Regions from separate parts of the Homo sapiens genome. Here region 1 is linked to region 2. Evidence: read pairs that join two places in POLR2A ChIA-PET (ENCODE). Cell type or tissue: HepG2. All regions are shown on one strand. Each heading gives the region's core, and the rest is flanking DNA. Links, peaks and the distances in the headings are about the cores only.

The links. ChIA-PET counts read pairs that join two places held together with the same protein. Peaks named below come from ENCODE experiments on the same cell type or tissue, not always from the same donor. Only the 100,000 strongest peaks of a DNase experiment are listed, where the experiment ranks them.
Region 1: POLR2A ChIA-PET joins it to region 2 with 13 read pairs; 6 of 35 experiments call an interaction of 5 or more read pairs at or near these places.

Annotation. Positions count from the first base shown.
Region 1 is chr6:63,559,407-63,574,797 of GRCh38, forward strand. It overlaps LOC124901228 (translation initiation factor IF-2-like), which reads right to left and starts at 14,162. Exons shown (of 2, transcript XM_047419610.1): 1 at 14,126-14,162; 2 at 6,829-14,024. The coding sequence starts at 14,162. The coding sequence ends at 13,279. It overlaps PTP4A1 (protein tyrosine phosphatase 4A1), which reads left to right and starts at 13,074. Exons shown (of 6, transcript NM_003463.5): 1 at 13,074-13,313. It overlaps LOC128125822, which reads left to right and starts at 13,074. Exons shown (of 2, transcript NM_001415059.2): 1 at 13,074-13,313. The coding sequence starts at 13,275. It also overlaps a transcript of LGSN not described here. RefSeq lists enhancers at 12,060-12,797, 12,798-13,533, 12,858-13,152, 13,534-14,269, 14,206-14,575 and 1 more and silencers at 12,816-13,235, 13,536-13,665. In HepG2, for the core only: no CTCF peak of the experiment used is centred there; DNase peaks (open chromatin) are centred at 5,015, 5,795 and 6,265; H3K4me3 peaks cover 1,461 bases.
Region 2 is chr6:63,451,230-63,466,620 of GRCh38, forward strand. It overlaps a transcript of LGSN not described here. Among named protein-coding and RNA genes, the nearest start is that of PTP4A1, 110 kb to the right of the region's middle. RefSeq lists enhancers at 7,293-7,792, 7,471-7,615 and a cis regulatory region at 7,536-7,549. In HepG2, for the core only: no CTCF peak of the experiment used is centred there; a DNase peak (open chromatin) is centred at 7,582; H3K4me3 peaks cover 426 bases.

The sequences.
Region 1 (15,391 bases), core at 3,035-11,034, 110 kb after region 2:
AAGAAAAATGGCTTAAACGCAGCAAAAAAAATCATTTGGTTTAAAAAATGAATTTCACGGCCAGGTGCAGTGGCTCACACCTGTAATCCCAGCACTTTGGGAGGCCGAGGTGGGCGGATCATGAGGTCAGGAGATGGAGACCATCCTGGCCAACATGGTGAAACCCTGTCTCTACTAAAAATACAAAAATTAGCCAGGCATGGTGGTGTATGCCTGTAATCCCAGCTACTCAGGAGGCTGAGGCAGGAGAATCACTGGAACCCAGGAAGCAGAGGTTGCAGTGAGCCAAGATCGCGCCACTGCACTCCAGCCTGGGTGACAGAATGAGACTCTGTCTCAAAAGAGGAAAAAAAAAATGAATTTCACAGCCAGGCATGGTCGTTCATGCATATAATACTAGCACTTTGGGAGTCTGAGGCAGGTTTGCCCAGGCTGGTTTCGAACTCCTGGGCTCAAACAATCCTCCTGCCTTGGCCTCCCAAAGTGTTGGAATTACAGGGGTGATCCACCGTGCCTGGCCAGATGGTGTTTTTTCGTGACAACAGCAACCCAGGATGGACATAACAGGAATATATAATATTGTGGAAGATCACGGAATGGCCTCATTCATGAAAGACTAAGGAAGGTACCCCACGGTAATGCATTTCATAACATATCTAACCAATTTCCATAGTTTTCATCATTTACAATAGTGCCTCTCAATAAAAATGAATTACTTGAAAAGTGAAAAGTACCAGCCTGGCAAACATGGGGAAACCCCGTCTCTACTAAAAATACAAAAATTAGCGGGATGTGGTGGCAAGCGCCTGTAATCCCAGCTACTTGGGAGGCTGAGGCAGGAGAATCACTTGAACCCAGGCAGCAGAGGTTAAAGTGAGCTGAGATCACGCCATTGCACTCCAGCCTGGGTGACAAGAGTAAGACTCCGTCTCAAAAAAAAAAAAAAAAAAAGAAAGAAAGAAAAGAAGTGAAAAGTAAAAAACAAAACACAAAGCCTTTTTTTTTTTTTTCTTGAGACAGAGTCTCATTCTGTTGGGCGGGCTGGAAGGCAGTGCACATGATCTAGACTCACTGCAACCTCTGCCTCCCGAGTTCAAGTGATTCTCCTGCCTCAGCCACCCTAGCTGGCATTACAGGCGTGTACCACCATGGCCCACTAATCTGTGTATTTTTTTTAAGTAAAGATGGGTTTTCGCCATGTTGGCCAGGCTGGTCTCGAACTCCTGACCTCAGGTGATCTGCCCACCTCAGCCTCCCAAAATGCTGGGATTACAGGTGTGAGCCACCGCACCCAGCCACAAAGCCTAATTTTTGAAATTAAGTTCAATAGAAATAAAGTTACCCTGTCAAATCGCTGTAAAAGTTTTTAAATGCTTGCTCTCAGTTTCTATGCTTATCTCCTCTCAGACCAGTAACAGTTCATAGATTGGCACCAGTTCACAGACTACACTTAGAGTAGCATTAGTCTGGGGAACAACATCTCTTGAAGTAGCCATCAGAATGAAAAGGAAGGGCAGATTTTCAGTAAAGTATTGCATAATCATATTTTATGATTCACTTTTACTAAACTCATGGAAGGATGAAATATAAGCCCAAATGCCAGTGCCTTTGTAATGGAATAATTCCTTTACAGGATCAGAACACGTAGGAAGCCAAATTAATAATTGAAAGCTTGTTTGTTTAGCAAAGAACCAGAGCATAAGAAAGTAAATAACCTTAAGGGATATTTCAAGGCCATGAGTACAGCCTAACAGAGTGATGGAAGCAGGGACTCTTGCAGTTAAGCCACTGGAATTTGAATTCCAGCTGCATCACATAATACTTGTATGACCCTAAGCTTTCTGAGGCTGCATGTCCTGATTTTTATAATGGGAGTAATATCAATCTGGAGAGATTTATGAAAGGTTTAATATAGTGCTTAATACCCAACACATAGTAAGCACTCAATAAATGTCAGTCAATGTTATTAATACTATCCTATAATAAGGTATATTTCTACAACAACCAGCACATTCAGTACAGATTCAATGCCTCTTCCCTAGACAGTGCCTGATAAACACTGACAACCTTCATATCTTTAGACCTTTCTATTCTGTGTACCCAGTCATCATCTTCCTTCTGTTCTCACAATCTTCCTCTGGGCAGATAAAATAAAATTGATTTTGTTTCCGCTTACAATCACATTCCAGGGCACTTACAATCACAACCCAGGTGACTTAGGTTATACCCAAGTCACCTTGGGTTTTAGATGTTTCCAAACGTTTAGAGGTGATTTCTTGGTTTATAGCCACAAACATGATACATAAACAACTTTAATTTCCCAGGGAGCTTCTCACTGGTTGGGCATTATATTCTCACATTTGATGGCAAACAAATACACATTGAAAGTAAATTATAATCAGATCAACTATCCAAGAACATGGAATCAGAACGAAAGTGATTATAAAGTTTTTGACAGCTGCTGTCAGGTTAGGATAACCTGGTGCTTCTATCTCTGCTGCAGAGAGTACAATAAGGCTACAGACCTATCGGTGCAACCTCTTTGAGCATTTATCTGAAATGATTTTTCCCCAACTGTAAGAGTATCATTTTTGGAAAAAAAATACAAAATATAGGAAGTTATAAATAAAAAATTGTTTATCATCACATCACCCAGTGACACCCATAAAGTATTTAAATGTCAGTTATTACCTGTTAACATTTTAGTTTATTTCTTTCTATTTTTATAGCATTTCTTTTTATTTAACATTACAATTATTTATTTATCTTAAAGACATTAAGATATTTTCTTTTTCTTTTTTTTTTTTTTTGAGACAGAGTTTTGCTCTTGTTTCCCAGGCTGGAGTGCAATGGTGCGGTCTCAGCTCACCACAACCTTCGCCTCCCGGGTTCAAGTGATTCTTCTGCCTCAGCCTCCCGAGTAGCTGGGATTACAGGCATGTGCCACCACACCCAGCTAATTTTGTATTTTTAGTAGAGACAGCGTTTCTCCATGTTGGTCAGGCTGGTCTCGAACTCCCGACCTCAAGTGATCCAACTGTCTTGGCCTCCCAAAGTGCTGGGATTACAGGCGTGAGCCACCTTGACTGGCAAGATACTTTTAATATCCGAAAAGTATTTCATTATATAGATACTTCAAGTGATATCACCCACTATGAGTTGATTTTTTAACTAATTTCTATCTCAGAGTCTGAGTATTCTAATAAATTCAACAAAACAGTGCAAATATGTGTTTAGCACATGGCTTGGAAAACAACAAGAGCACAATAAGTTTTAGCTATTCTTGCTGTTATTGTAATCTATCAAGAGTTTAATTGTTCTCTTAATACCTAAATATACAACTTTTAGGAGTCCCGCTGCTATATTCTCAAAACCCTCAGAAATAGTGTCTTTCTCTAAGCATACTTTGAGTGCCTTTATTTATTTTAAGTTTCTGGTTTATTCCCTACAAACATATTGCTAATGAAAATGTGAAATTATGGAACTTTTCATCAGTGTGCCTATACATTCAGCACCATAGCATAAAACAGGCTCAAAACCATGGCCTTATATCTCTGTTTGGCCTTTGACAATTTTTAGAGGCAGTGTGGCATTTTGTGATGTAAAACTTCTCCATTTTATTTCCATATTTCTAATCTCTCCACTTTTCTCTGCCTCCACTGTCCTGATCATAGTCAACACCAACATTGTCTTCCATTTGACAAGGCAGGAAATCTCAAGTGTTTCACCCTGTTAAAATAATTCTACTCTAGGGCCTTCTCCAATCCATTCTCCACAGAACAGAAAAACAATTCTCTTAAAACAAATTTCCTGATATGTGGTGTGATTCACTGTCAGCAAAATAAATCCAAATCCTTTCCATGGCCTACAAGGTCCTACGTGATCCAGTCCCTGCTAGATGTCCAGGCTTATTTCCTTCCCTTGTATTGCTGCAGTCCCTCAGGTCTTCCAACTCCTTGAGTACCAACCAAACTCCCACCTGAAATTCTGTGTTGTCATTTCCTCCACCAAAAATATCTCTCTTCCTCCCCCTCTTTTTGTGATTCATTCTCATCATTTAGATCTGGATCTCCTGGGAGACACCACCCCTGACTTCACTGTCTAAAGTAAGTCACCCCAGCCATTCTGTTGACCTCCTTCACAGCACAGATTATAAATATATTCTATGCTTATTTACTTGTTATTTTCTCTCTTTTCTCACCTGTATATAAATTTCATTGGGGCAGAAAACATGTTTATGTTATTCATAAGATAGCAGAGTGCCTGGCATATGCTAGGCATTTAACACATATGTGTTGGGGAAGGAGGGAAGGTTGACAGCCACAGCTATGGATGTAGGTGAAAACCCCAAGGAAAGTGGAAAGTGAGTCCAGGAGGCCCTAGGACAAAACTCCAGTGAACACCATTGTTAACGGGATTGAGAGACTAAGAACCCTGCAAAGAAAACTTAGAAAAACTGGGAATAGGATGCCCTAATAGAATTTTATGTGGGAAAGTAATATGATAGTATGCAAATAAATAGTGGTTGAGTATTTACTATGTGCATTAATATGTCTGAGGATTAAAGAAATACATTATAGGACAACTATATTTAATGGTGGCTCACGCCTGTAATCCCAGCACTTTGGGAGGCCAAGGCAGGCGGATCATTTGAGGTCAGGAGTTCGAGACCAGCCTGGCCAACATGCAGAAACCCCATCTCTACTAAAAATACAAAAATTAGCCGGGTGTGGTGGCAGGTGCCTGGTAATCCTAGCTGCTTGGGAGGCTGAGGCAGGAGAATCACTTGAACCCGGGAGACGGAGGTTGCAGTTAACCAAGATTGCACCATTGCACTCCAGCCTGGGTGACAGAGCGAGACTCTGTCTCAAAAAAAAAAAAAAAGAGAGAAATTTCAAAAGGCTTCTATACTCATTTTCTCTTATGTTCAGTATCTTCCAGCCATGAATGGAACTATAGAAATACACGAAGATAGCAACGTTTGTTGAACATCCCTAGTTAAAAAGCAACTGTGTTAGGATAAGAAAAAAGCATGACTGTTGTAGCTTTTGTTAAATAAATGTTATTATGCTTGCAGGAAATTGTTCAACAACATTTCTCCTTATGTAAGGCCTGCCCCAGTAATGCTGCTTAGGTCACTGTCTGTCTGGATTATCTGCAGCCTAAATGCCAACTCTGTAAATTAAACCTGTCAAGTGACAGCTTTGCCATAGCATGCATATCCAACCTTTAAAATTTATTTATACTCCATTCCCTTTCTCTAGCCAGATTAAATTCTCCTTTCCTAAGCTATTTTTGCCTCAGTTCAGACTGTGGCATAATTCAACATGTTCTAAACAATCACATGGAGACTGTGGCCTTCCTGATTTTCAATTCCCAAATGATTTTTATTCAGGCTATAGAACAGCAACAGAAATTTCACCAAATTTGCTAAAATAAGAAGAGTCTTCTCAAACTAGATTCCTCCAGGTACCAGTAGGCAAAACAGTCATGAGTTATGGATAGATTCATAATAAGTCCTTTATTCAGTGCCCCAAGGAAATGGTGCCTTTCAGCATGCAAATGAAAAGTATTCTCTTACTAATCAATCTGTCCATCATTTCTTTTTTGTTTTTCCTTGAGAGAGAGGGTCTTTGGTCTGTTGCCCCAGATGGAGTGCAGTGGCATGATCACAGCTCACTGCAGCCCTAACAACTCCTGGGCTCAAGCAATCCTCCCACCTCAACCTCCGAGGGAGCTACAACTACAGGAATGCACCATCATGCCCAGATAATTTTTTTTTTTTTGTAGAGACAGGGTCTGACTGTGTTGCCCAGGCGGTATCTGTCACATCTTAATACACACACTAAGCTCCTACAGAAGTAAATACTATATTAAGCGGCAGAGTTACTAATGTGAATACACATTCTCATTTGATTTGGAGACTACCTAGACAACTTTCAGGTTTATATTTAAATTGATTACAATTAGACATGAAAAAGGGACAGAGAATGGGCATAATAGAGATCGATTCAAGAGAATTGTTTCTTAAAATAGACTTTAAAAAAAAAAGTTGTTCAAAACTGCCTTAATCAATTTTACAGAGAAAATATTACCTCAAATGGTTTGATATGATGACTTGATAAGATGTTACTTCTGATCCAGCAGGATTCATTTATTAATATAAATATTTACATCTGTAGTACCCTCCTAGGTGGGTGACTGTTTCTATATGTCTGACTCAACAAAACACAGTAGCCCACAGGCAGCTATTGGCCTTTGGACTTTGTCCTTAGGCCAGATTCCTTAAAAGGCTTGTTGTGACAAGCTTATTTGCTCATTGGAAATTTCTGTGTCTAAATTTCCCACAGAAATTAGGATGTAGCTCTGCTACAGCATTTTGATTATTCATCAAAACTTACTCAAAAGACTTTTGATAAATCTTTAAATCAATGTCTTAAGGAAGAAAATTAAGTCACTTTTTAATATAGAGCATGTTTTAGTTTTGAACAATATTTAAGCACTGCAAATTATATGTTCATAGAGATTTAAGCATAGGCATACCTTGGAGATATTGCAAGTTCAGCTCCAGACCACCACAATAAAACAGGTATTACAATAAAGGAAGCCACATGCATTTTTTGGTTTCCCATTTACACTACATTGTTGTCTGTTAAATGTGCATAGCACTATGTCTAAAAAATGTACATACCTGTTTTGTCCCACTGAACCCATAGCTGGAGTTGCCTTAAAAGCAGCAGCAGGAGAATTCGTACAACAGAGTACCCCAAACCATTTGAAGACAGGGCTGGTTTGAGATTTCAAAGAAAGCAGCTCTAAATGCCAGAGTGATCAGTCCAAAACATTTATTAAAGGAACTTGCAGGGTGTTGCAATGTATTATTGTGATGGACAGCAAGAGAAAAGGGATGTTTTACCCACATTAGTCTGTAGCCAGGGGGTGAGGGGATGGAGTTTACATGAAAATTTAAGGAATTCGGCTCAGGGTCGGGGTCAGTTTCTTTCCAGTAAACCAAGACATTATTATCAGTGCCTGGGAATGTTCAAGCTGGTTTGGGTTCAAGCCAGCTGAGGAAAACCTATGGCTACAGCTGGCTGGGTCACTGTGATTTTGGTCAAGACACAGAAAGGAAGTGGGGAAAACGGGTACCCTAGAATACCTTAATTTAAAAATACTTTTGCTAAAAAATGCTAACAGTCATCTGAGCCTTCAGCAAGTCATAATCTTTGCTGTTGGAGAATCCTGCCTCAGTGATGATGGCAGCTGACTGATCAGGGAGGTAGTTGCTGAAGGTTAAGGTGGCTGTGGCAATTTCTTGAAATAAGACAATGGAGTTTGCTGCATTGATGACTCCACAAAAAATTTCTCTGTAGCAGGCAGTGCTGTTTGATAGTATTTTACACACAAGAGAACTCCTTTCAAAGTTGCAATCAGTCCTCTTAAAACTCACCCACTGCTTTATCAGCTAAGTTTATGTGATATTCTAAATCCTTTATCATTTCAACAATGCTTACGGCATCTTCACCAGCAGTAGATTCTATCTCAAGAAACCACTCTCTTTTCTCCTTCATAAGAAGCAACTCCTCATTCATTCAAGTTTGATCATAAAATTGCAGCGATTTAGTCAACTCTTCAGACTCTGTTTCTAACTCCAATTGTCTTGCTATTTTCACCATATTTGTAGTGATTTCCTCCACTGAAGTCTTGAACGCCCTCAAGGTCATCCATGAGAGTTGGAGTTAACTTCTTTCAAACTCCTGTTCATGCTGATACTTTTACCTCCTCTCATGAATGTTCTTAATGGCATCTAGAATCCTTTCCAGAATGTTTTTGGTTTACTTTGCTTAGATCCATCAGAGGAATCACCATCTACAGCAATTTATAACCTTATGAAATGTACTTGTTAAATATTAAAACCTGAAAGTCAAAATTATTCCTTGATCCATGGGTTGCAGAATGGATGCTGTGTTAGAAGGCATGAAAACAATATTACTCTCCTTGTACATCTCCATCAGAGCATTTCAGTGACCATGTGCATTGTCAAGGAGCAATAGTATTTTTAAATAAATCACGTTTTATCAGTAGGTCTCAACAGTGGACTTAAAATATTTAGTGAGCCATGCTAAACAGATGTGCTGTCAACCAGGTTTTGTTCTTCCACTTATAGAGCACAGCAGAGTAGATTTAGCATAATTTTTAAGGGTCCTAGGATTTTCAGAATGGTAAATGAACATCTGCTTCAACTTAAAGTCACCAGCCACATCAGCCCCTAACAAGAGAACTGCCTGTCCTTCGAAGCTTTGAAGCCAAGCATTGACTTCTATAGCTATGAAAGTCTTGGACAGCATCTTCTTCCAGTATAAGACTGTTTTGTCTACATTGAAAATCTGTTATTTAGTGTAGCCACCTTCATCAATGTTCTTGGCTAAATCTTCTCAATAACTTGCTGCAGCTTCTCCATCAGCACTTACTGCTTCACCTTTCATTTTTATGTTAGGGAGAGGGCTTCTACTCTTAAACCTCATGAATCCACCTCTGCTATCTTCAGACTTTTCTTCTACAACTTCCTCACCTCTCTCAGCCTTCATAAAAATGAAGAGAGTTAAGGCCTTGCTCTGAATTAGGCTTTGACTTAAGAGAATGCTGTGGCTGGTTTTCTATCCAGAACTCTAAAACTTTCTCCTTATCAACAATGAGGCTGTTTCACTTTCTTATCATTCCTGTGTTCACTGGAGTGGCACTTTTAACTTCCTTCAAGAGCTTTTCCTTGGCATTCACAACTTGACTGTTTTGGGTATGAGGCCTAGTTTTCGGCCTATCTCTGCTTTCAACTTGCCTTACTCAGCTTAATCATTTTTAGCTTTGATTTAAAGTGAGAGATGAATGACTCTTCCTTTCACTTGAACACTCAGAGGCCACTGTAGGGTTATTAATTGGCCTAATTTCAGTATTGCTGTGTCTCACTGAGGGACTGGCCCATCAGCGGAGCAGTCAGAATATATTCAACATTTATCAAATAAGTTTGCCATCTTAAATGGGTACAGTTTGTGGTGGCCCAAAACAATTCCAATAACAATATCAAAGATCACTGTTCACAAATTGCCATAACAAATGCAATAATAATTTAAAAGTTTGAAATATTGGGAGAATTACCAAGATGTAACACAGAGACATGAAATGAGCACATGCTATTGGAAAAATGGCTCTGATAGACTTGCTCGACAAAAAGCTGTCACAAACCATCATTTTGTTAAAAAAAAAAAACAATATTTGCAAAGCACAATAAATGAAGGTATGCCTGTATACTACATATTTATTTTTAATAATCATATAAGAAAATTAATTGGATATAAAATAGGCTGTTCTAAAACAGCAAGAGGGAAATAAACTTTAACAATGCTGACAGCAGCCATGGCATACTTGAATTTTTAGGACTCTTGTTAAATATGGGTATGGGAACTTACCCTCTGCACTAGTATCCAGACACTTACTAGATTATGGCCCATTGGGGTATTTGCCTCTATTACATATATTTGCTAGACTGTCATTATACCTTGCAATCTAGTGTCTTTTTCTAGGTTGATATTGTCACGTTTAATCTATTATGGCAATGATATTACTCTTGCTATGTTAAATGTTTTTATCAGACTTCCTTGTAGCCCCAACCAATCTGAGAAGATTGAAAATCAAGGAATCCTTCACTCCTTTTGTAAACTTGGTAAAATGGAATCAATGTTTACTAGATCTGCTGTTCTTGTGAAGATTTCTCTGTTCTTCTTCATCAAGATTTGCCAATCTTCCTCTGCACTCTTGCCTTCTGCAGTCTTTCCTCTTCCATAAAAATATCGCTTATAATATTCTTTTTTTGAAATGAAGTCTCACTCTGTCTCCCAGGCTAGAGTGCAGTGCCATGATCTCGGCTCACTGCAGCCTCTGCCTCCCAGCTTTCCAGTGATTCTCCTTCTTCAGCCTCCCAAGTAACTGGGATTAGAGGTGCCTGCCACCATGCCCAGCTAATTTTTTGTATTTTTAGTAGAGATGGGTTTCACCATGTTGACCAGGCTGGTCTTGAACTCCTAACTCCTAATCTCAGGTGATCCACCCACCTTGGTCTCCCAAAGTACTGGGATTACAGGCATGAGCCTGTATGCCACCATGCTCAACTTCCTTATAATATTCTTCTAGTCTTATTTCCCAACTGCTGGCTTTTATATTTTGAATTGTCAATAGAAAGCCCTGCCTATCGTGATGAGGTTAAGGACACATGTTTTGCTGAGAGAAGTAACTTCCAGCTGAGAATCTTGTTTAGCAGGAGAGAAAATCCTCTATTTTAGAGCCTCTCCTGGAGCTTAGAGTAAGCATTGGCTTTTAGAGGTGTTTTCTCCCTTTTTGATGTCTGGAAGCACTATTTTCAAGTCTGTTAGAGACCCACTTTAAATAAGTACAGGTGCTAATGCTCTGAGTGCAAGTCTGTAAGGGTTAGTGAGTCCTCAAATCACAGAAGTCTCCTGACCAATGCTGGGATGTTCTACTGTTCTCCAAGAATCTGCAGCTTAAAAGTATTAAACTAAATACAGCAGACACCCTCAGCATAGCAGTGAACCACAATGGCAGCTGACAAGCAGGAACATTTAATGGATTGGTCAGCAAGACCACACTTATATCTTGTTTAAAATGTGTCCTTTCCTTTGGGAGACTGAGGCAGGCAGATCTCTTGAGGTCAGGAGTTCAAAACTAGCCTAGTCAACATGGAGTTTTCTAAAAGTACAAACAAATTAGCCAGGTGTGGTGGCAGGTGGCTGTAATCCCAGCTACTTGGGAGGCTGAGGCAGGAGAATTGCTGGAACCCAGGAGGCTGAGGTTGCAGTGAGCAAAGATTGCACCACTGTGCTCCAACCTGGGCAAAAGAGCAAGACTCCATCTCAAATAAATACATAAAATAAAATGCATCGTTTCTCTCAACAGCAAAAGCCTTATTTTTTCATCCTTTAAATATGTTACTTTCATAGTAGGATAAGATGGTACCTTGTCTGAGAGGCTAAGACCCCCAGGCCACTTGAGAATTTGAGAGCTTTTAGAACTTGATGAGCATAGCTGACTGGATACTTCGTGTCAGCACTGCTTGTGGTAATTACAGGATCTGTGGATCACAAGGCTCACAACTTGTATCACAAGTTCTACAAGAAAATTGGCTAACACATATTTGGCTCTGTTAATCATTTGCTGAGTTTATATCTTGTCCCACCAAATGTATTTTTTGAAATGCCATTACATGAAAAAGTTTCACTATTCCAATTATCTGTGTTTACCAACTTGTGGAGTAAGAGTGGCTGACTGAATATGTGCTTTTTAACTACACTATTATATACATTGGCCAAGCTTTTTATATTAACCCTACCCATGAAGTATCACCAATATTTCCCCCAGTGTGAAATTGACATTTGTCAAAAGCCTTTTGCCATATAAAAGTTTTTAGTTCTTATATATGAAATCTGTCCCTTTTTTTCGACATGAGTTCCCCAGCCTGCTTAGCTTTGCCCCTACCACCCAAGATTTTTAAGCTTTCTATATTTTCTTAGAATTTAAGATTTTAAAGTCTTTACTTTTTTAAATCATTTATTTGTAAAGGGACATATTTCTCAAGTGTGCTAGTTTTCCTTGATTTTAATGGATTAAAATGTGTCGTAGGTGAGCCATTTTCTTCCAAATGACGAAGAGTTTTTGTTCCTTTGAAAGTCTGGCCCAGGATTTTGTTTGTTTTTGTTTTTTTAAAGTTCTTATTTTACTTACAGAGTTAAGAAAGTTGAATAACTATACAACCAGTCTCTAAATAGAAGTTCTAATAAATCCTAAGATGTTGCAGGGCACTGAAAGAGGACAAAATTTGATCCCTAAAGCCCTCTCCAATCTCATACTCGGTGAAAATAACAAACAAAAGGCTTCAGTGTTAGTGGAAAACTGAGTTCTTAAAAAGCAGGTAAAGGTCCTGTTTGGTCCTTCTCCAGAGCTGAGGAGAAAGGGTTTTCAGATTATAAATAACAGAGGTGCCCTTGTATGGCACAGAATTGCGATAAGACTTTACTTCTTAGGGGCTTAAATAATGAAGTCAGTAAAAGAGGACTGAAAACGAACATAAAGAAGAGCTTTAGCTTTGACGCAAAGAATTACATCAGTGCTTGACAAAACCGAGGATTCTTAATTTCTAAAAACGCTTTCTTTAAGCACTTCCTAACCTTTCATTATCTGAGACAACATATCAAGTGAGCAGCAGTACAAAGGATGCATGTGATTTCGAAATGCCACAATTGAGCCAACTGCAGTTGCACGCGTACGTAGTATAGAGAGGTGTGATCAAAAAAAGAATATAGGGAGCATAGGGCTTCGTCTGCATCAAAAGATACTCTCCCCATCTTCTATAGCCTTAAGTTTTGCGAAGGTAAGTTTCTCCCCGCTTGAAAGCGCCCCCAGGGACAAGAATTCATCTTGACCAAGCCTAAGGCCGTGGCATGCAAGGTGTTGAGTCACCGGGTACAGCGGTCTTGCGACATAAATATTATTTGATGACGAAGGTACTCGGGGCCCAGGTGCCAAGGTAAACCACTGGCAAAGATGACCGTGGTTAAGGCAGTAGAAAGCAGGCTCGACACTGAGACGCGGTTCCAGCCCTAGAAGGATTGCATTTTACGATTCAGGCAAACTTCGAGTCTCCTCATGTGACATGTGTGCACTCCTGGACCGTTTTAATTATGAGAAACGTGGTTTGCAGCATGATTCCTTCCAGTCGATAAATCGGAATCTCTCTCGCTCCCACCCCTTCTTAACTTCAGGCTTCCTGCATCCCGGAGCACTCCCGGCAGCCCCTTCCCTCCCCCGCCCCGGGGATGCTCCGACTCGGCGCTTAGCCATTCATCAACCGGTTCACACCGGCGGCGGCCGCCGCGGAGTGACGTCCGGAGGGGGCGGGCCTCCGCCCCCGCCTGTCGGCTCCTGGCCCGCGGTTCCAGGCCGCGATTGGTGGCTGGAGGGTTGCACGTCGCGCCGGCTATAAAGGGGAGGGCTTGTGACGCAAGGGCGCCTCGGCGCGTGTATTGGCTCCTTCGGCTGCGGGCCGGCTCGGCTACGCGCTCTGCTCCGAGCCGCTCACTGCATGGTAGAGTCTGGTGCCCCCGCCGCCGCCTGCATCGCCGCCACCGCCGCTCCGCCACGACCACCGCCGCCTCCTGCCCTGCAGCCACCGCCACCGCCTGTGTCGCCGCCGCCTCGGGACCGGCTGTATGATTAGGCCACAATCTTCAATGAGTAAACATATTCCTGTGAGTAGCCGTCGCATCGTCGCCTCTCGGGCTGGGAATCCACGACCGGCCCCCCATCCCCGCTGTCGCCTTTGTTCGGAGCCCGGCGTCTCCTCCAGGTTGCCCCGGGTTGCGGTTCCGGTGGGTCCCGGGTGGGAGCGGGCGGGTTATGGCCCTGTGGCCGGCCGATTGCGGCCGGCTGTGCGGAGGCAGATGCCGGGCCCCTCGGGGCTGCGGGGTGGCGGTTGGCCGCCGGAGGCACCGGCTTTTGAGTCCCTCCCGAGCCCGGAGCGACGGGGGCGGCGCGGTCCGGCTTCTGCGGCGGCCGGGGGCAGTTTCGGCTTCCGCAGCGGGCCGGGTGGGTGGCACAAAAGCCGCTTTGTGACCGCCGCCTCCGCCCTTGGCCCTTTGGTCTGGCGCGACCCGTCCGGGCATGGCAGGCTCCGCGGCGTCCCGGGGCCTCTTTGTTCGGCCGGAGGAGAGTGGCTGCACTGGGAGCGGGAGACGTGGCCCGGGGTGGGGCGAGGGCTGCGCGTGTCACTGCGGAGCCGGATACGGGGAGGGCGCGGCGGTGGCGGGTTCGCCTCCAGATCCGGGCGGGCGTGGGGTAGGCCGGACAGCCAGGCACGGGTGGTAACGATCTGGTTCCAGAGCTTCTCGGAGCTCCGGGGTGGGCGCGGGACAGCCACTGGGTGCAGCTACACTCTTGTGCTCGACGGCCGGGACCCGAGCCTCAGACAAAATGGCCTCGGCGCCCGCGCCTGACTGAAGGCGCGGCGCGAACCCGTGATTGCGGCGCGGAGAGGGGGCGCAGCGGGCGTGCTCGGGCGCACACAGCCGCGTGCGCGGGGCGGCGGCCCTCTGGGGCATTCCGCGAGCTGCACCCCTGCCCGGGCCAGAGTGGGGTTCTGCTAGGTGAGAACTTCGGCCGTCCGCCCCGCCCTCCTCCCAGGCTCCACCTGGTAATTCGAGCTGTTCCGGATTTATCGCCCCACCTCGGGCTCGTGATAATGGGAACAAGTCTAGTCTTGTCCTTTCTCTGGGCCAGTCGTCGAGAAATGGCCTGGTTCGGAGCGTCTTGGAAACTGACAGGGCTACTGTTAGTTACACTGACGCGAAGGACTTCCCGTCCGGGCACCAGCATACATTTCCCCTGCCAATTTTGGAAGGGCCCTGGATGGCGCCTTTTAATCGGGGACTGTTTAGAACTATCCCTGAGCTCTGTGGTGTAATATGTTGTTGCCTCCTGTTGGTTTGTGGCAGCAGTAGCCAACCAGAGACGGAATTCTGAGGGTTTTTTATCTTCTGTCCGCGGAGCCCCCTACCAGTCCACGAGTATTAAGTTATTTACACTACGATTGGAACTGTTGACCTGCCCGACATCTAGATCCTGAGGCAGTGCTTCCTGTTACTCAGTCAGTTGAAAACTAGAAAACTAAATCATTCCCAAGAGTGAGCAGCATTTTACACATGCTTTCTTAGGTGCCCTAAGACCTAAATAGATGTGGAACAGACTATACAACGAATTGTTTGTGACAAAGGAGTTACACACATTAATTGGCTTGACTCTGCAGTATAATAATGATTTAAGCTTCTGCACAGAGATTACTCTTTCCTCCTCTCCCTTCTTGTATATGATTGTGATTATAATGCAACTGATAGGTGGGAGGGAAAAAATCCCCATTATGGATAGTTTTTCCTGTGGGTAGGAGATTGGGAATGGAGGAGTGTCTTGGGCGGAACAGAAATCTATCGGTGGCCACCACTGCTTTAACAGACGAGTCCCCCCATCCACTAGGTGGCTCCACTCAGTAAAAATAACCATTTCAGGAAGGGAATTCTTAATATAGTTCTTTCTCTGCTTCCTGATGAAAGTGCTTACTTACATGAAGGGATATGGCCAGACTAGGTTGTAGCCGACAGGAGTTTTAGCTATTAAATATGGAAATAGTGGTGTGAAATACTGCCTCAAATTAGCTTTTAATTGAAAAAAAGGTAATACCTAGAAATTAGAATACTGTGATGAGTCATTATAAAGCTTTTAAAGATCATTGTATGTCATTGGGAAAGTGTCAGAATACACTTTTTATTCTACGGAG
Region 2 (15,391 bases), core at 3,003-11,002:
TTACTGGATATACACTCAAAGGAATATAAATCATTCTATTATAAAGACACATACATGTGTATATTCATTGCAGCACTATTCACAATAGCAAAGAAGACATTAATTCAACATAAATGCCCATCAAAGATAGACTGGGTAGAGAAAATGTGGTACATATACAACATGGAACACTATGCAGCTGTATAAAAGAATGAGATCATGTCCTTTGCAGGGGCATGGGTGGAGCTAGAGGCCATTATCCTTAGCAAACTAATGCAGGAACAGAAAACCAAATACCACATAGTTGTAGCTCTCACTTGTAAGTGGGAGTTAAATGATGAGAACACATGGAAACACAGAGGGGAACAACACAAACTGGGGCCTATTAGAGGGTGGAGGGTAGGAGGAGGGAGAGGATCAGGAAAAATAACTAATGGGTACAAGGCTTAATAACTGGGTGATGAAATAATCTGTACAACAAACCCCCATGACACAAGTTTACCTATGTAACAAACCTGCATATGTACCTCTGAATGTAAAATAAAAATTAATTAAAAAAAAAGAAAAAAGTAACATAAAAAATGCATACATATATCTTATGCATCAATTGAGATGGTCACACAATTTTTCGTCTGTTGATGTGTATTATTTTGATGGATTTAAAATTTTTAAACTAAATTTAAATTCCTAGAATAAACTCACTTGGACATGATCTATTACTTTTTATATATCACTGAATTTAATTCTGTAATAGTTTGGATTCCATTGATTAGAAGGAAAAAAATACTCTGTTAAGAATTTTTGCATCTTTGTTTATGAGAAATATTAGAATTTTGTTTTCTTGTCTTTTTTTTTTTTTTTTAAGGTCTTCATTAGAGTAATGCTGGTCCCATAAAGTGAGTTGGGACATGATCTCTCCTTTTTTATTTTCCGGAAGAGTTTGTGGAGAATTAGTATTTTTTCTTTAAATCAAATGTTTGGTAGGTTTCACCAAACTGTCTGAGCCTGGAGTTTTCTTTGTTGGTTTTTCGTTTGTTTGTTTATTATTCTTTATTTTAGAGACAGGATTGTCCTCTGTCACCTAGACTGGAGTACAGTGGCGCAATCATAGCTCACTGCAACCTCAAGCTCGTGGGCTGAAGCAATACTCCTGCCTCAGCCTCTGGAGTTGCTGGGATTACAGGCATGAGCCACCACACCCAGCAACCTGGGGTTTCTTTGCAGAAAAATTTTTCACTGTGACTTTTATGGATTTTATTAGGCTATTCAGATTTTCTGTCTCTTCTTGAGTAAACTCTGGTAGTTTGTGACTTCAAAGGAATTTGCAAAGCTCATCTGTTTTCAAATATATTGAAAAAAATTCATAATATATTTATTTTTTTTAAGTATTTGTAGGAAATGTAATGATGTCCCCGATTTTATTCCTAATATTGGTATGTTATCTTTCTCTCTCTCTCTCTCTCTCTCTGTCTCTCTCTTTTCTGTCAGTCTGGCTACAAGTTTATCAGTTGTATTGATCTTTGCAAAGAAGTAGTGTTGCATTCCATTTTTTTTCTTCTTTTTTCTGCTTTCTATCTTATTGATTTCATCTCTTATTTTTATTACTTTCTTCTTTATGCCTACTTTAGCCTTAATTTGCCCCTTTTTTTCTAGTATGTTAAGATTGAAGCTTGGATCATTAATGTGAGAACTTTCTTCTTTTTGAATATATGCATTTAATGTTATAACTTTCCAACCAAGTGCTGTTTGGGTCACACTAACAAATCCTAATAGGTTTTGTTTTCATTTGGTTTCATTCAAAATATTTTATAATTTTAACTATGGTATCTTCTTTGACTCGTATTTTATTAAAAGCATAGTGTTTAGTTTTTTAATATTTGGAGATTTTTAATATATCTTTCTGTAATTAATTTCTATTTCTATTTTCTTTTGGCCAGAGAACATACATTGTATTATTTTATCTCAATTCAGTTAAGTTTAATGAGATTTGTATGGCCTGGAATATGGTCTATCTTGGTGAATGTTACATTTGCACTTGAAAAGAATATGTACTCTGCTGCTGTTACATGGAGTTTTCTATAAATAAACAGATCATGTTGGTTGTCTTCTATGTCCTTTCTAATTTTCTCTCTATGTGTTCTATTAGTTACTAAAAAAAAGAGTTGATATATACAACTACAATTGTAGATTTATATATTTCTCCTTTCAGTTCTCTAAGTGTTTTACTTCAGGTATTTAGGAGCTCTGTTTTTAGTGCATATACACTTAGGATTGCCAGGTCTTCTTCAACTGATCCCTTTATTGTAATGTAATGTTCTTCATTACCCCTGGTAATATTTTTTATCATAATGTCAACTCTGATTTTAATAGAACCACCCTGCTTTTTTTTTTGTTTGCATGGTATATTGTTTTCTGTTCTTTTACTTTGAACAAACATCTGTCATTATAATTTTTTCTTTTTTTGAGACAGAGTCTCGCTCTGTTGCCCAGGCTGGAGTGCAGTGGCGGGATCTCGGCTCACTGCAAGCTCCGCCTCCCGGGTTCACACCATTCTCCTGCCTCAGCCTCCCAAGTAGCTGGAACTACAGGCGCCCGCCACCACGCCCGGCTAATTTTTTGTATTTTGTTTAGTAGAGACAGGGTTTCACTGTGTCAGCCAAGATGGTCTCGGTCTCCTGACCTCGTGATCCACCTGCCTCGGCCTCCCAAAGTGCTAGGATTACAGGCGTGAGCCACCGCGCCCGGCCGTCATTATAATTAATCCTCAAAACAATTCAATAAACTAGGTACAGTTATTATCCCCAATTTACATGTAGGAAAACTGATACAGAGCATTCAATACTGCCCCTTGCTGCCTCTCCATTCAGCCTGTTTCCAGAGCTTTTAGTGTTCTCCTGATGCTACTTCTCAAATATGTTCAGATTTTAATATTTTTAGTGTCTTTTTTATTCATTTACCATCTAATGTAAATTAAATACTCAAAATAATGTGTGTTTTTTCCTGTCACCGTTATGGGACCACAGTAAGGCTATTAGCATTTTGCATGAGGGAAGTTTAAATACAGATTGAAACACTTTTAATTTCCTTGGATAGGTACTGGAGAAAAAATAAATTCTTACCACATTTCTATGGACATCAATATTAAACCCCAGTTCTTTTTTGATTCCCAGTTGACTAATTTCAGCTTAAGTAAACTAGTAATTTAGTCGTTAACAGATAAGAGGCTTGAGGCCAGCTCTATACTAGAAGTTTTTACATTTTCTTTTTTTTTTTTTTTTTTTTGAGACAGAGTCCTGTTCTGTCACAAGGGCTGGAGTGCAGTGGCGTGATCTCAGCTCACTGCAACCTCCGCCTCCCGGGTTCAAGCAGTTCTCTGCCTCAGCTTCCCAAGTAGCTGAGATTACAGGCGCCCGCCACCATCCCCGGCTAATTTTTGTATTTTCAGTAGAGATGGGGTTTCACCATTTTGGCCAAGCTGTTCTTGAACTCTTGACCTCGTGATCCATCTGCCTCAGCCTCCCGAAGTGCTGGGATTACAGGCGTGAGCCACCGCGCCTGGCCCTACGTTTTCTTTTTTTCTTTTTCTTTTTTTTTTTTTTTTTTTGAGACGGAGTCTTTGTCTGTCACCCAGGCTGGAGTGTAATGGCAATCTCTGCTCGCTGCAACCTCCACGTCCTGAGTTCAAGTGTTTCTCCTGCCTCAGCCTCCCAAGTAGCTGGGATTACAGGCACCTGCCACCACGCCCGGCTAATTTTTGTATTTTTGGTAGAGACAGGGTTTCACCACGTTGGCCAGGCTGGTCTTGAACTTGTGACCTCAGGTGATCCAGCCACCTTGGCCTCCCAAAGTGCTGGGATTACAGGCGTGAGCCACCACGCCTGGCCAAGTTTTTACATTTTCTATAAGGAAGTTAGCCACAACATCCCACCAATAGAACCAACTGGATCTCAGTTACAAGGAAAAAACAAATAGCTCAGCGCATTCTGAGCTATGTGAGACATGCAAACTTTATCCAGTTCAGAAAGACAGGAATATGGGACTTCACTCTCCCTATCCTCCCACACCAGCACCCATGCCCAAGGGCAATTTCTGAAAGGGATTTTGTTTCTGACCAAACTGCCTCACCCATTATCTTCAGGTACCTGGCATTTGTGATACAAAGAACAATGCATAGCCAATCAATAGCTTAAGCTATTTTAATATAAATTCTCGTAAAACAACTTAGAAATCCCCTCTTCTTTTTTCATTTAAAAACTCATTTGTGAGTGGGGCGAGGTGGCTCACTCCTGTAATCCTAGCACTTTGGGAGGCCGAGGCGGATGGATCACCTGGGGTCAGGAGTTCAAGACCAGCCTGACCAACATGATGAAACCCCGTCTCTACTATAAATACAAAATTAGGTGGGCACAGTGGCATGTGCCTGTAATCCCAGCTACTTGGGAGGCTGAGTCAGGAGAATCACTAGAACCCGGGAGGCAGAGGTTGTAGTGAGCTGAGATCGCATCATTGCACTCCAGCCTGGGCAACAAGAGTGAAACTCCGTCTCAAAATAAAAATAAAAATAAATAAAAACTCATCTGTGGCCCAGAGGCACAGTGGCTCAGGATTATCATCCCAGCACTTTGGGAGGCTGAGGCAGGAGGATCACTAGAGCCCAGGAGTTCAAGACCACACTGGGCAACACAGCGAGACCCTGTCTCAAAAAGAAAAAAAATTAACTTTTGATTATTAAAAACAAGAGCCAGGTGCAGTGGCTCACGCCTGTAATCCCAGCACTTTGGGAGGCTAAGGTGGGTGGATCACAAGATCAGGAGTTCGGGACCAGCCTGGCCAACATAGTGAAACCCCGTCTCTACTAAAAATACAAAAAAATTAGCCAGGTCTGATGGTGGGCACCTGTAATCCCAGCTACCTGGGAGGCTGAGGCAGGAGAATCCCTTGAATCCGGGAGGTAAAGGTTGCAGTGAGCCAAGATCACGCCACTGTACTCCAGCCCTGGGGACAGTGGGAGACTCCATCTAAAAAAAAAAGTAAAAGTTAAAAAATTAAAACTCACTTGTAACTTCTGCTAATTGGAGCATATCTTCAGGGCACCTTGAGTCTATACTCCCAGGTTGCAGACCTCAAACTTGGCAGAAATATACATATATATATATATATATATATATATATATATATATATATACTTTTTTTTTTTTTTTGGTAGAGACGAGGGTCTGCCTATGTTGCCCAGACTGGTCTCAAACTCCTAGACTCAAGCGCCCCTCAGCCTCCCAAAGTACTGGGATTACAGCCATGAGCCACCACACAAACGATCTTCTTGTTTGCCTCAGTTTTTTTGTTCAGGTTGACAGTTATTAGTTCATGTCACAGAAGAGAGTAAACCTGTAAGTTGTGCTCCCTGGAATATACCACACTGCCCCTCATACTCAATAGAGCCTCCTCATTCTGCAGCAGCTCCTTAGAGCTTGGGCTATGGGTCTGTCACCAGACGTAGCCTCTGTTCCTAACAGACTGAAAATTCTGGCACTGGCCAAAGAACAAGAGGCTTAGGAGCCATTTTATAGCACCCCCTTCATCAAAGCAGAGAAGGGAAGAAAGCAGAGAAGGGAAGAAATTCTTTGCCACTAGATCAGGCTCCAAGCACATTGTTGCAGGCTTCTCTGAATGAGTTACTCAAGGAATTCTGTAGGCTTTACCCTGAGCAAAAGTTTCCAACAAAACAGTTCAGAGTTCCTGAACCTCTACCCATTTCATTGTACTGCTTCTCCACCTTAATATGGAGAAAACAACCTTATTCAAAAGTCAAAATGCTTGACCTCATTAAGGAATGCTGCTCACCTGGAGCATTCCCCTCATTCTCACCCTCATCATTTAGAGACCATTGATATTTTAAATGCCTAACAAGTGGTTGCTTAGTCCACACTACACCAAATATTGGTTTGACTGATTTTCTTTCATACTGTTATTTTGTCATCTTGTAGATATATTTCTACTTTCTAAAAATATAGTTTGGACCGGGCGTGGTGGCTCACACCCGTAATCCACCACTTTGGGAGTCCGAGGCGGGTGGATCACTTGAGGTCAGGAGTTCGAGACCAGCCTGGCCAACATGGTGAAACCCCATCTCTAATAAAAATACAAAATTTAGCCAGTCGTGGTGGCACATGCCTGTAGTCCCAGCTACTCGGGAGGCTGAGGCACAAGAATCACTTTAACCCAGGAGGTGGAGGCTGCAGTGAGCCAAGATTGCACCACTGCACTCCAGCCTGGGCAACAAAACCAGACCCTGTCTCAAAAAATAATAAATTAAATTAAAATATAGTCTGGCAATCCAATAATCCAGGTATTTTTCTATCTGGAATTTAGGTTTTTAAATTCAAATCAGGCCGGGCATGGTGGCTTACGCCTGTAATTCCAGAACTTTGGGAGGCCGAGGCAGGCAGATTACTTGAAGTCAGGAGTCCAAGACCAGCGTGGCCAATGTGGTGAAAGCCCGTCTCTCCTAAAAATACAAAAAATTAGCCAGACATGGTAGTGGGTGCCTGTAATCCCAGTTACTCAGGAGGCTGAGGCAGGAGAATCACTTGAAGCCAAGAGGCACAGGTTGCAGTGAGCTGAGATTGCACCACTGCACTCGAGCCTGGGCTACAAAGTGAGACTCCATTTCAAATAAATAAATTAATTAATTAATTAAAATAAATTCAAATCAGATTTAACTAATACTTTCACATATTTACCATCTACAAGGCACTAGGTTGGAAACCTTTATTTAATGTCATAGTAGCACAAGGTCAAGCTATTATTTTCACAATTCTTTCTCCAGTGATTATAATTTCATTTATTTTTATTTTTATTTATTTATTTATTTATTTTTAGACAGAGTTTCCCTCTTGTTACCCAGGCTGGAGTGCAATGGCACTATCTCAGCTCACTGCAGCCTCCACCTCTGGGGTTCAAGCGATTCTCCTGCCTCAGCCTCCCGAGTAGCTGGGATTACAGGCATGTGCCCCCACGCCCGGCTAATTTTGTATTTTTAGTATAGACGGGGTCTCTCCATGTTAGTCAGGCTGGTCTCGAATTCCCGACCTCAGGTGATCCACCCACCTCGGCCTCCCAAAGTGCTGGAATTGCAGGCATAAGCCATCGGGCCCGGCTAGCCTTTCATTTTATAAAGTGACCATATATATTAGCGTTGGAAACAAATGCTGTGCCTATAATTTTCTAGATTTTTTTCACTTCAGTTTCTACAACTATGACATTGTTACCGTGTTTATATATACCTTCCTTCAGAACAAAGGGTAAACAGTAATTCTGCACTTATGTTAAAAAAAGAACTGAGTTGAAAGCCTGAAGATCTCGGTCCTAGGACCCAGCTAAGGTTGGAGGACTGTGTGAAAGTTACCCAAACATTCTCGGTCTTGGTTTCATTGCCTATGACATTAAAAGATTAGACTGGGTTCTCGCTAGGGACCTCTCTAATTCTAGGAGTCTGAAAAGCCTTCAGAGAGAGAATGTACTTTGGAAACAACTAACCAGGTGTATGTTTTTCGAAGTGTTAATGATTGCTAGGTTGTGACACTGAAATCAGTAAAACACGAATCAAATATTTACACATACCTTCCATGCAGTGTATTTTCCATCATGGGAAGGTATTGGGCAATGGAAAATTTCTCAAATACTTTTACTGGAAGAGACAAATTAGGCTCAGTTTTTTGTTACCATTATGTAAAGTTTGTAATAATGCTATGTGAAACCCTTTGTTTATTCATAGATGAAAATACCATGTCGAGAATTATTCAGCAAGTTGCTCTCAGACTAAGATGCTTATGACTTGCTTTAGAGTGTTTTCCTTTACATAAGATTTTACCTGAAAGACCAAGTCTATTGTTGTATTATTAACAATTATAATTCAAAATGTCAACAATGTTTCCATTAATTATAGGCATTGTTCCTTAAAGCTGGCCTAAAATGGAAGTCAGAAATCAGGGTTTGAAGGTAAAATGTCAAACCATTTTGGTTCTCTCAAAAGATTTTTTTTATGCCGTTTAACTGAATACTCCAATTCTGTCTATGAACTAGGAGAGACCATATTAATGGTTTTCCATGCATTAATACAAAAAGCTTTGGAAAATACGCCACAAGCTTACATGTCTACTGAAGTATATTATAAATTAATTATTGTACTTTTTTGAATTTTAAATTTTCTGTTTAAATTTTCAATCTATTCATTATAGGATCTCACTATGTTGACTAAGTTGGTCTTGAACTCCTGCCCTCAAGCAATCCTCCAACCTCCGCCTCCCAAAATGCTAGAATTAAAGGTGTGAGCCACCATACCCACCCCCGCCGCCCCCAACAAATCTATTCATTCTTTCAGGATGAAGTCTATATGTATATTGCCCATGTTTTGAAGTAGAACTTCCTTTCACTTATTCAGTAGTAATCTTTTTTAAGCTTTACTGGAGGCCTAGGCAGGCAGATCACTGGAGGTCAGGAGTTCGAGAACAGCCTGACCAACATGATGAAACCCTGTCTCTACTAAAAATACAAAAATTAGCCAGGCGTGGTTGTGGGTTCCTGTAATTCCAGCTACTCAGGAGGCTGAGGAAGGAGAATCGCTTGAACCCAGGAGGTGCATCATGCCATTACACTCCAGCCTGGGTGACAAGAGCAAAACTCCATCTCAAAAAATAAAAATAAATTTTAAAAAGAACCTTTTCTGATCACCTAATAATGCTAAAGTTTCCTAGGAATTTGATGACCAACTTCACGTGCTCCATGTCCACACCCTTCATTGTGCAACAAACTTTGCTCATATCTCCTTCTGGGCCTTTTCCACATCAAAATCCTAGTCTTTCAAATCTGCCTTAAATGGAAGATTTCATTCCCTTTTTTTTTTTTTTTTTTTTTTTTTTTTTTTGTATTTTTAGTAGAGACGGAGTTTCAACATGCTGGCCAGCCTGGTCTCGAACTCCTGACCTCGTGATTCACCTGCCTCAGCCTCCCAAAGTCCTGGGATTACAGGCATGAGCCACCACACCCGGCCCCATTCCCTAGCTTTTATTACCCTTCTACTTCTGACCTTCATTCACTTATTTTTAGCTTTATTGTCTTCCTTGAGTGTGATGCCCAAAAACACACCACAGTTTTCTGAGTGAAAGATAACTGTGCTTTCTTTCATGAGTCTAATAACTTTCCTAACAGTAGCCAATATTTCACTTGTCTTGTACTAAATTAATACATTGAAAAACTAAAAGAAAATTTCTATCTTTGAATTTAAATTGACGTCCTTTACTCTTTTACCTTGAAATCATACTTTCTATCATTCATAACTGGATGCTGACCACTGCATTTGCCCATGCTGAATATTATTTGCCACTTCCTTGTTCATTTCTATTATTAGGAGGAATTTTCTTAGTTCCTTCCCTCCTACTATTACTTAAGTGAAAACTATGTTTCCCAGAACAAACCAGCCCAGGGGAAAAAATAATAATCACAATGACAATCAGGCTTGCGGATTTTTCCTTTTCTGTCCCAGCATGCCCGGTGGAAAACTGAACCTCCCAAAAATTAGGAGTGTGTTCTTCTGAATATACTTTTGGCTGTTCTCTTCTGTTCTAGTTCACTAAGGTGATGACTCCTGTTGCCCTTGACACCCAAAACAGTAGCCAATAGACAACATCTACTGAGGAAGTCTCCCACATATCAAAATGTGTATAGTACCACAGGCATCAAAGTCTACACTGAATGTCTGGCATGAGGGGGCCAAGCGTCCCTCAGGAGGGCTTCTATCTTCTGTAGCTACTGGGGCCACTGCCATGCCATCTTGTATCGTAAATGTCTCTGCTGCTGGGTTTTTTGGGTTTTTTCCCCCAAGACGGAGTCTTACTCTGTCGCCCGGGCTGGAGTACAGTGGTGCAATCTCAGCTCACTGCAACCTCTGCCTCCCGGGCTCAAGCCTCCCGAGTAGCTGCGATTACAAGCATGCACCACCATACTGGGCTAATTTTTGTATTACTAGTAGAGATGGGGGTTTCACCGTGTTGGCCATGCTGGTCTCAAAATCCTGATCTCAAGTGATCCACCCACCTCAGCCTTCCACGGTGCTGGGATTACAGGCATAAGCCATCATGCCCAGCCTTGTCTGTGCTCTTTTGGTTTTCTCTTGTTCTCCATTTGTACTCCCTCATCCTGAGATTTAGTCCTGAATCCAAGGAGCCTGAGCTAAAGGATAATTTCTCCCTCAAATACTGGCTGACTGTCTTCAAACCAAGCCCTTGCACATCAACATTGTGAACTTTTTCTTCCCACATGACAAGTTATTTCCTGTGAACTTTCTTGTTTCCAGAATGTGTTCTACATTTACATGATCTAGTTTAATTCTGATGACCACCTCCAGAAGAGATATGCTGCAGTTTTACAGATGGAAAAACAAAGGCATCAAGAAATTACATTAACTACTCTACATTGGACAGTTGGCAAAGGACAGATCCCAAATCAATCTGGTCTTCATACCCCACGGCCCTGAATTATAGCTTCTCTACTTTCTATTAATTTGTATTCCAAATGTGTTGCTTCCTAAACATCATATTATACTGCATCAATGTCAGGAAACCAGAAGCTTGCTCTAAAAGACATGCCCAGACCTTTTTGAATTCTAGTATAAACACAGTTCTGGCTCCAACTCTAATTCTTATCATCTAAGTATGAACATAGATTCTGCATATACTAGTATAGTCCCCTGAGCTTCATTTTTTTTCTCCTGTATGCAATTGGCTAATAATTATTTTCTAGGGTGGGAAAGAATCTGGTACTACTAGGACTTTTCCTTCGTTTCTTCTGCAAGCTTCAGAATTCTTTCTCTTCCAGGTCTTTTCCAAAAGTCATAAATAAGTGTTCTCTGATTCTCCGAGGCAAAGCCTGAACTCTCTTACTCTATAAACTTATCATCTTATAAAAACTTCTCTCAACCCACATATCACACTGCTTTAGAATATTACAGGCCTGTCTTTCCCAGTGGACTGTGAAATACTTGAGAACAAGGATTGTATCTGATTCGGGTATCTGATACCTAGTGTCAGGAAATAATAAGAACTACTAGGAAAACCCATGACTAGTACTCACTGTTTACAAACATATGGCTGGATGTGGTGGCTCACACCTGTAATCCCAGCACTTTGGGAGGCCAAGGCAGGTGGATCACCTGAAGTCAGGAGTTCGAGACCAGCCTGGGCAACATGATGAAACCCTATCTCTACTAAAAATACAAAAAAAAATCAGTTGGACATGGTGATGCATGCCTGTAGTCCCAGCTACTTGGGAGGCTGAGGCAGGAGAATCACTTGAAACTGAGACAGAGGTTGCAGTGAGCTGAGATCGCACCACTGCACAAAACAAATATATTCCTAGATTTTGGTTTTTGTTCTCTAAGCCTTATTACCTAAGAAGTTTACTTCAAACTTTTCACTCACATGCCTCTAACAACCAAGGAGTGTTTCCAGAGTGTCACAAGGCCTACCTCTACAGCGTACTTGCCATAAGTTCAAATTTGATACCTTAATTATTTATCTCAATCTTGCTTCGTCTACATAATCCAATGTGTCCAAGATCATGGTAGATAGGATAAACCGGAACAGAATGCAGATAAATACATTTCTTGTTTTAATAAATATGGATTTATGTTCAGGTGTGTCTTAGGAGAAAATATGACCAGTTGACCAAACTATTGATTTCATGGATATTTTTTCACAAATAAGAATTATAAAGGGAAAACTTGAATAGCTAGATATTTGGAAAACATTACTGTAATGATTTCTTTCTCTTCTGATAGGAGAGACAGCATGAGTGGTAGAAACACAGACTGAAGCTAGACACTTGAGTTTAAATTATGGATCCTCCACTGCTAGTTGTGTAACGTTGGCAAATATCTTAACCTCTCTGTATCTCTGTTTTCCCATCTTTCAGAGGGACATAAAAATTGTGCCTACCTCATAGAGTTGTTGTGAGGATTAAATGAGTGAATATATGTTAAGCATCTAGGATAGTACCTGACATGTATAAAGAACTATCTAAGTATATGCTGATATTATTATCTTTATTCATTATTATTATTTAAAAGAATGTTTTATATTTATGGCAGAATACAACTGAGGCTCCAGTAAGGTGTGCCACAGAAATCTTGTCACCTCATTTTGTCTCATCTGCCACTCTTGTACATTGCTACATATATCTAGGAATGCTAAAATATTCGTATTTGAGAAGCAAATTCCTATAGATTGTTATAAATACATATGATGTTCAAGTTCCTCTTTACTACAATATAAAAGTAATACTTTATTTATTTGCTTTTAATACTTTATGGTCTTGCAAGGCCTTGTACGTTATGTGTGACTGCTGATTCTCTGTAAGAACTCTGGCATATTTATGAGGCATGATATTATTTGGGAAACCATGTTGCTGGGAAAAAACAGGTCATGCTTGTAGGTACTCAACCAAACTAGGCTTTGATGTAGAGTCTTTAATTGTGTAAATAGCACAATTTAGTTAATGACATATGTGTTGAAAACCTGAAATTTAATAGTGCTTTGTAGTATAACAAAGTGTTTTGAATATATCATCTAATTTAATACTTGAACAAACCTGATGTATCAATTTTGCAGACGAGAAAACTTTGTCTCAGAACTATTAGTAAGGGACCAACAAACACTAAGCCAAAAATGGACAGTACCGAATTTCCAATAAGAGTGTGCCCTTATCTTATCTTTTACAGATAAATGGTAATTTGAATTTCCTTCAAAATAATCTAGTTAGGGAAGGGAGCATAAATGAAAAAAAATTGACAATGAACCGATCATTACTGAAGCTGGATTATGGATATTTGTGTTCCATTTTTCTATTCTTTCTACTTTAGTCCATTTTTGAAACTTTCCCTAATTAAAAAAAAAAATAAGTTTAAAGAAAAAATGTGAGACTATGAATCTTGGCTGTGTTCTTTATCATCTGTCATTGGGCAGGACTGTGCCCAGTTTCCTCATCTATAAAATGGTAATAACAATCCCTCCCTCTTAGGGAAGTTGTGAGAATTAGATGACCTATTGCATGTAACTGTTGCATGCAGCAATTGCATGGAGTATTTTTCTGATTCTCAGTTGTTTGCTTTCTCTATTACAGGCTAATATCTATTTTGAATATAATATTAATCAACTCATTCATTCCTTCAATAAATAATGTGCAAGTCATGTTCTAAGCATTGACAGTACAGAGACAAACCAAATAAATAAAGTACCTAGCCTCACTTAGCTTAAAATCTAGTATGGAAAAAATATATATATATATATGTATATAATGTATTAAATATTAATGGAGAAAAATATGTCAGGTTAGAAGTAATGAAGAGAAATTAAAAGAGGACATTTAATTTATATAGGATGATCAGAGAAGTGTCCAATGGTATGCACACGATCATCACTAAAATTTAAATTACATAAACTTTAAATTTTATTAAAAGAAACATACAAATATTTAAAACTCCCTGGCCAAACGCGGTGGCTCATGCCTGTAATCCCAGCACTTTGGGAGGCCGAGGCAGGTGGATCACATGAGGTCAGGAGTTTGAGACCAGCCTGGCCAAAACAGTGAAACCCTATCTATTGAAACAACAAAAAAGTAGCTAGGCATGGTGGTGGGTGCCTCTAATCCCAGCTACTCGAGAAACTGAGGCAGGAGAATCGCTTGAACCTGGGATGCGGAGGTTGCAGTGAGCTGAGATCACACCATTGCACTATAGCCTGGGTGACAAGAGCGAGATTCTGTCTCAAAAAAAAAAAAAAAAACTTCCTAATTATTTTACTACCTTTTACTATTACCCACCCCATGCTCTTGTGGTTATTCAAGTCCTATCTATCTGTATGGTGGAAATACTATATAATGGTGTGCTACTACTGCGCGTCTATTTCCTTTTCGTTGTTGTTGCTCTTTGTTTGTTTTGAGATGGAGTTTCGCTCTTGTTGCCCAAGCCAGAGTGCAATGGCTCCATCTCGGCTCGCTGCAACCTCCACCTCCCGGGTTCAAGTGATTCTCCTGTCTCAGCCTCCTCGGTAGCTGGGATTACAGGCACCCACCACCACACCCAGCTAAATCTTTGTATTTTTAGTAGAGATGGAGTTTCGCCATGTTGACCAGGCTGGTCTCGAACTCCTGACCTCAAGTGATACGCCCACCCTGGCCTCCCAAAATGCTGGGATTACAGGCATGAGCCACCATGCTCAGCCTGCACATCTATTTCCAACTCCACCTTCAGTGACATCATTTTAGTAGCTTGAAGGTGGCCATGGTGAGAGTATTTTCTACTAGGAAATTCAGTGAATACAAAAATCCGGCCTTAGTTTATTGTTTACTGATGGTCAATTTGAACTTAAGGAACTGATGAATAAAATGCCAACAATGGAGATTAAATTTAAGTTTGTGTTACAATGTATATACTAGCATATTTTTTTTCAGAGAACCCATTATTAAACTTTCACCAGCACACCACAGGATAAACCTCTTTCATAAAGTTATATTGATTAGTAAACTGAAAAAGAGACTCAAAGGAGAGAGTGAATTTGTGGATATTCTGGAGAAGAAGAGATTCTGTTCCACCCAGAAGAAACAGCAAGCAGCAAGCACTCTGGCCAGTGTGGCTGGAAACAAGTGAAAAATGAGAAATGATTTGGGTCACAAGCTAGATCATATTGTGCCTATGAATCATTATCGGGATTGCCTTGTTTGTTTGTCTGTGACAATGTCTCACTTTGTTGCCCAGGCTGGAGTGCCGTAGCACCATCATAGTTTACTGCCAACTCAAATTCCTGGGCTTAAGCAATTCTCCCACCTCTGCCTCCCTTGCTAGATTGCCCAGGCTAGTCTTGAACTCCTGGCCTCAAGAGATCCTTCTGCCTTGGCCTCCCAAAGCACTGGAATTACAGGCATTAGCCACCATGCCCAGCCAAGACTGCCTCTTAATCATCTGAGAGAGATGGGGAAACCCCTAGAGAGTTTTTATTTTTATTTTTACTTTTATTTGTAGAGACAGGGTCTCACTTTGTCACTCAAGCTGGAATGCAGTGGTGCAATCGTAACTCACTGTAACTTCCAACACCTGGGCTCAAGTCATCCTCCTGCCTCAGCCTCCCAAGTAGCTAGGACTACAGGTGTATGCCACCATGCCTGGGGATTTTGAACAGAAAAGTGATCTGAATGACTTACATTTTAATGGATGCTCTGGCTACTGTGGAGAATAGGCTGCAGGGGAGAAACACAGCACCAGAAAAACCATTTAGTCAGCAATAATCCAAGAGTTGTGATGATAGTGGCTTCCACCTTTGTGGTAAGGAAAATGTTAAAAATTGTCAATTTTTAAGTATATTTT